Linked DNA regions of Homo sapiens: region 2 is linked to region 1. Evidence: read pairs that join two places in POLR2A ChIA-PET (ENCODE). Cell type or tissue: PC-9. All regions are shown on one strand. Each heading gives the region's core, and the rest is flanking DNA. Links, peaks and the distances in the headings are about the cores only. Region 1 has its middle 31 kb from the start of LINC02452. Region 2 has its middle 37 kb from the start of TRD-GTC2-8.

What was found. ChIA-PET counts read pairs that join two places held together with the same protein. Peaks named below come from ENCODE experiments on the same cell type or tissue, not always from the same donor. Only the 100,000 strongest peaks of a DNase experiment are listed, where the experiment ranks them.
Region 2: POLR2A ChIA-PET joins it to region 1 with 5 read pairs; 5 of 35 experiments call an interaction of 5 or more read pairs at or near these places.

The regions. Positions count from the first base shown.
Region 1 is chr12:96,139,691-96,142,604 of GRCh38, forward strand. No RefSeq gene overlaps it. Among named protein-coding and RNA genes, the nearest start is that of LINC02452, 31 kb to the right of the region's middle. In PC-9, for the core only: no CTCF peak of the experiment used is centred there; no DNase peak of the experiment used is centred there.
Region 2 is chr12:96,071,989-96,074,902 of GRCh38, forward strand. No RefSeq gene overlaps it. Among named protein-coding and RNA genes, the nearest start is that of TRD-GTC2-8, 37 kb to the left of the region's middle. In PC-9, for the core only: no CTCF peak of the experiment used is centred there; DNase peaks (open chromatin) are centred at 1,573, 2,123 and 2,593; H3K4me3 peaks cover 1,957 bases; H3K27ac peaks cover 2,500 bases.

The sequences.
Region 1 (2,914 bases), core at 212-2,711:
ATCATTAGTGATGTTGAGCATTTTTTCATATGTTTGTTGGCCATTTGTATATCTTCTTTTGAGAATTGTCTATTTACATCCTTAGTGCACATTTTGATGGGATTGTTTTTTTCTTGCTGATTTGTTTGTGTTCTTTGTAGATTCTGGATATTAGTCCTTTGTCAGATGTATAGATTGTGAAGATTTTCCCCCATGGGTTGTCTGTTTACTCAGCTGATTATTTCTTTTGTTGTGCAGAAGCTTTTTAGTTTAATTAAGTCCAAAAACCCAGATCTTTATATTCTTCCACCTCAGCCATCCTCTGCATGTTGGCTTTTGTTCCCATGTTTATTACTTCACATTTGCCACAGCTCCAAATATCATATCCTCACATGCAGGCAACCCCATCAAGAATGAAGGAAGAGGAAGGGGTAGTTACAAAAACCCCTTCTCTCCATATGATTCTCTCATCGGGGAGGAAAGTCCTTCCAGAAGCCCTCAGCAGACTGTCCATGATTTCTCATATCCCAGAGCTGGGTTACATCTTACCTCTAATCTAACCATGGGCAAAGGAGTAAGAGGCTTCCCTTATGATTCATCCCTGGGGCTTAGTGAGTGGCAGCCCCAAGAGGCCCTTGGGTAGACAGTGAAGAGCATCAGCCACAATGAAGTCATCCAAATGTGGGTTTACAGAAAACAAGGAATTTGGGTTAAGTGAAAACATACCTTTTTCAAATGTAAAGTAGTCGTATGTTTTATTCATGAGCTAGAAAATAAGAAACAAATGTATTAAAAGATGTAGTGGGATATGCTAGGCAGGGAGTGCTTGGATCACGTCAGCAGGCCCTGAGCATGCCTGTCTTCTTTGAGCAGCTACTGGGGAGGCTGAGGTGGGAGGATGTGAGTTCAAGCCCAGCCTGGGCAAAATAGGGAGACCTTTTAAGTAGGTGAGTCCCATTTAGGTGGAACTCATGGAGACAAGAAAACTGAGTCCATGGACACATTTTACAGAGATTTATCTAGGGAGCAGAATTGCTATATCCAACGGACAGGTATCTAAGAAAAGTGACCACTATGCTGGAAGGCAGTGGACATCTGCCTGGTAGCCATTTCTTTGATCTACCGCCTACCTTCCATGTGAGGCTGTGCTCTGCAGCCCCTCCCAAGACTCCAACCTCATGGCCTCTAGAGTGGGCACATGATGCTCATCTGGGCCAACTAATTCTCTATTCTAGGCATGTAAACCTGGAGCAGAAACACAGAGGGACAAGTGCAGTTAGTTAAGTCATGGCATGGCAACGCCTAAAAAGATGGTCCAGGAGTTCCTGCCACTGCTCTTGCTTATCTCCAATCATTTCCAGGGCTTAACATTTCAGCTCTTCCTTTCTACTCATTTAGTCATCCCACAAATAATTCTGAGCGTACCATGTGTGCTGGGCACTGTCCTAAGTCTGGTGATAAAGCAATGAGCAAGAATGACAATGTCCCTGCCTGCATGGAGTATGTAGTCTAAGGAGGAAGACTGATAACAAACAAGTGAACAAGGCAGTTTCAGACTACACAAGAGCTGTGAAAGAAATCAGCAAGGTAGGTGATGGAGCCCAGCTGGGGAGGCCACACCAGACAGGGTGGTTAGGGAAATCCTCCATGAGCTGCCCATAATCTTCACAAGAATCCTCCTTCTTGCTTTAAGCAGCCAGTTATTTTCTGTTGCTTGCCATCGAGCCCTCCTAACAGACACATAGAACAAAAGGAATTCATCAGGCCTGATCACAACCTGGAAACAATAGCCTCTGGATCATGAGGCCTTCGTGTTCTGAATCTGTATGTCCATACAATATCTTGATAACTCATTTGACTTACCCAGAGGAAAAAAGATCTAGAGAGTATATGAACAGGCATATACCATTAATCTAGGGAAAAGGTGTTCTGGAAAGCATATGAAAGTTTTCCTGCTACTGCATACTAATGAAAGAGCTTTCTGGAACAAATCTGACTTGTCCGAGTCTAGGCAGTATGAGTCAGTTCTCCCAGGGTCTGAGGTCATCCCTGGATGAGATAACAGCTCCGGACAGACAGAACTGGGAGGTCAGTTAGTACCGGGGAAATGCACCAAGGTTCCACAGCCCATGGAGTCTGGCTTGGTGAGTTTGCACATCTTATGCATCCTCCTTTAATGCTGGAGGGTAATCCTGAAGTCATCTAAGCCTCATGGTATTAATGAGGAAAGCTAGGCCTGAAGAAGTGAGGTGACCCACAGGACTGACCACAGCTCACACAGTTAGTATTTGGGATCCTTTGTAGGACCCAGATTGACAACTCAGGGTAGCCATGCCTCTGCATTTACCCGGTCAAGAACCAGTGTGTTTTCATTTTGGGGCCCTGGCAATAAACTCCAGCTACTACAAGCATGGGACAAAACATTAAGACAAACCAAACCATTTTTTTTATTCAATGCATGGTGGCCAAGGATCTAGCATATGATGGGAGATGGGGCTCGAAAAGTAAATTTGAACCAGGTGGTGAAAGGCCTTGAATGTCTTGTTGTAGGACGTGGACTTGCCCTTAGGAGCTAGGAACCTTGAAGATTTTTAAGCAAGGGAAATGATGCGATCATATCTGTGTTTTAGAGAACCAAATCTGATGGGAAAGGGGAGGAGCAGAAGGTGCCAAAGCAGGATTAGAATGTATATAAACAGTTCAGGTGAGGATGATGAAGGCTTGAACTAGGGCAATGGAAGGAGAGAGGAAGGAAAACATTTAAAAAACACTGCAGGCCGGTCACAGTGGCTCACGCCTGTAATCCCAGCACTTTGGGAGGCTGAGGTAGGCAGATTACAGGTTCAGGAGTTCGAGACCAGCCTGACCAACATGGTGAAACCCCATCCCTACTAAAAATAAAAAAAATTAGCCGTGTGTGGTGGTGTGCACCTGT
Region 2 (2,914 bases), core at 294-2,793, 68 kb before region 1:
CAGTGGCGCAATCTCGGCTCACTGCAACCTCCAACTCTCTGGTTCAAGAGATTCTCCTGCCTCAGCCTCCCGAGTAGCTGGGATTACAGGCACACACTACCACGTCCTGCTAATTTTTGTATTTTTAGTAGAGTCGGGTTTTACCATGTTGGCCAGGCTGGTCTTGATCTCCTGACCTCGTGATCCTCCCACCTCAGCCTCCTAAAGTTCTGGGATTACGGGAATGAGCCACTGCATCCGGCCAAAACTTTTTTTTTTTTTACCTTGTGGATTTGTTCATATGAAAGAAATCTTTTAAGGATATAAAATCAAATTGCACTGAGTTACATTTAACAAAGTATCTTTATCAGAAAAGAGTATATAGAATGACACTGGCAGGATTCTTCATCCCCGCAACCCAGGATGAATGATGACTTTCCAGGCTAGGCCAAGGAGATTCTCCCAGCGCTATTCTTAGAAACATCAACAAGGCCCTTGTGCACTTGTTTTAGGGTTTTTCATCTTCAGACATTCCTGCCTGATGCCTAAAGAAGACATATTATTCAGGGCATCCCATTTGAATACTGTATCTGCTCTGATGCTTGAGCAAAGTGTCTGTAAAGCTAGACAGAGGGGACAACTGCTTCCATCCATGGGGCAAGGGAGCAATGATGAGATGATGGAGGTTAAAGATATTTGTGAGGCAGACACAGCATCTGTGCAGAGGGGTAGAGGTATTTGTTTTTCCACTTTTCTGCTCTTGTTACCCTAACTTCCTTGTGTTCTGTGATTATTGCACATGAGCTGGAGTAGCAGGGGAGGTTCAGTTCCTTTTGGTGGTTGAGGTGGCAGGTAAGGAGGCATGGACACAGGACGAACCCCACTTTTGGGCAACCGCCACCCTGAGGCAAGGGTGGGAAAAGCTCACTTTCCCATAAATAATCACTGGGCTGTTGTCCTTCAGTATAAGTGAATATAAGCAAAGCCCCAAGAACAGTGCCTGGCACATAAAATGCAGTAGCTCAGGGTGGGCTATAACCACTTGCATCTTCTACAGCAGTGCCTTGTGCCAGCATGCCCTCAATAAACATTTGTTCAGTGAAGGACTGTACAGCTCTGTGCCACCTGGCAGCTCCAACTGTCCCAGTGGATCTTCCTCTTCCTTTGTTCTTTTCCTTGCAAACTTTGCAATAAAGGGGGCATTGGCCCAACAGTTAACTCCCAAATCTTGAACAAAGAGGATTACCCCTGCAACTCTGTTCCAAACTGGGAAGCTTCTGGCTTTGTGGTGAGCTAGGGACTGCTGAAAACAACTAGAGATTAAAAGAAGCTGGAACCAGCTGGAGAATAAAGAAAACTGCTGCAAGCAAGTCACTGCAGGAAGTACCAGTGGTCTCCAAAAATGCAGTTGCACCAGATTTTACATACAATAAGGAGGATTGGTCTCTCTAGACAGGAGAGAGTCAAGTGTTCCTCTGAGAAGGAACCAACTCCTGTAAATCAGGAAATCTCAGGCTCTCACTGGCCAAGGGGCAATGGGACACCTCCCCAAGGTGATTCATCGGCTCCCTCTGAACCCAGAAGCTCAAGCCCATTGTGCTCCTTTTTGTAGACTCTTCTCTTACCCTAGTCCCCAAGAATGTGCTCTGTGAGCAGGTTACACCCTTCACAAGACCCTTTCATGCCCTGTGACTCCCTTCCCCATTGTTTGCATAGTCTGGCAGCTTCTGCCACTTTCCCTGGTAAGCCCTGCCTTAAAGTGAACCCTCTTCTGTCAATCACCAGGGACTCATTTCATGCACACACCTGTCTTTCTGGAGCCGTTTAATCTATAGCCTTCAATCCTATAAACCAGTGAGAGATCTGCAATTAGGTTTGGAAACCAGTCTTGTCCACTGACTCAACTCAAGAATTGCTCTTTCCATTTCTCTCATTCCCCTCACTTCAGCCTCACAAGGGGCAGTTTGAGGGAGCCTCTCTATTTCTAAAGAGACAAATTTGAAATTAAATTTGCTTAATTAAAAATGTGAAAATTTAAAATTAAATTTAAATTGCTGACAGCCAACTGCTTCATGGGTACAGGGTTTTCTCTAGGGGCGAAGAAAATGCTTTGTAACCACATAGAGGTGGAAGTTGCACAATACTGTGAATGTACCAAATGCCACTGAATTGTACACTTTAAAATGGTTAATTTGGCCAGGCACGGTGGCTCACGCCTGTAATCCTAGCACTTTGGGAAGCCAAGGCGGGCAGATTGCTTGAGGTCAGGAGTTCAAGACCAGACTGGCCAACATGGTGAAACCCCATGTCTACTAAAAATACAAAAATTAGCCTGGCATGGTGGCACGTGCCTGTAATCCCAGCTACTCGGGAGGCTGAGGCAGGAGAATCACTGGAAACCAGGAGGCAGTGAGCTGAGATTGCACCACTGCACTCCAGCCTGGGCAACAGAGTGAGTGAGACTCTGTCTCAGAAAAAAAAAAAATAAGGTTAATTTTATGTTATGTGAATTTCACCTCAATTAAAAAAATTAAATCACTTTCCCCACCAAATATTTGCCCAGATGCTCAGCAAACAGGTTCAGGGAAATGCTCTGAATGGTGGAATGAGGAAATACCAAGGAGGAGCTGATGGGGTTTGGTCTCCTCACAGCCCCATTGCAGAGGCTGAGAGGGCAACAAGGAAGGGAGAGGAAGAACAGCCCGAGCCACCCACCTAGCAACAGATTCTGAACAGGAGAGAAAGTGTGTGGACTGGGGTGGGCTTCATCAGCTTGCCATTGAGAATAGAACTATCTGACATTTACCTATTACAGAACAACAACATTACTTTTTTTGCGGAGTCCCTTTGGTTGGGTTGATGACAACTGGCCATTCAGTTTCCCTGCATTAAGACGTTCATCCCATAAGCAAACAATGCTTTGAGTCTGGCAGCC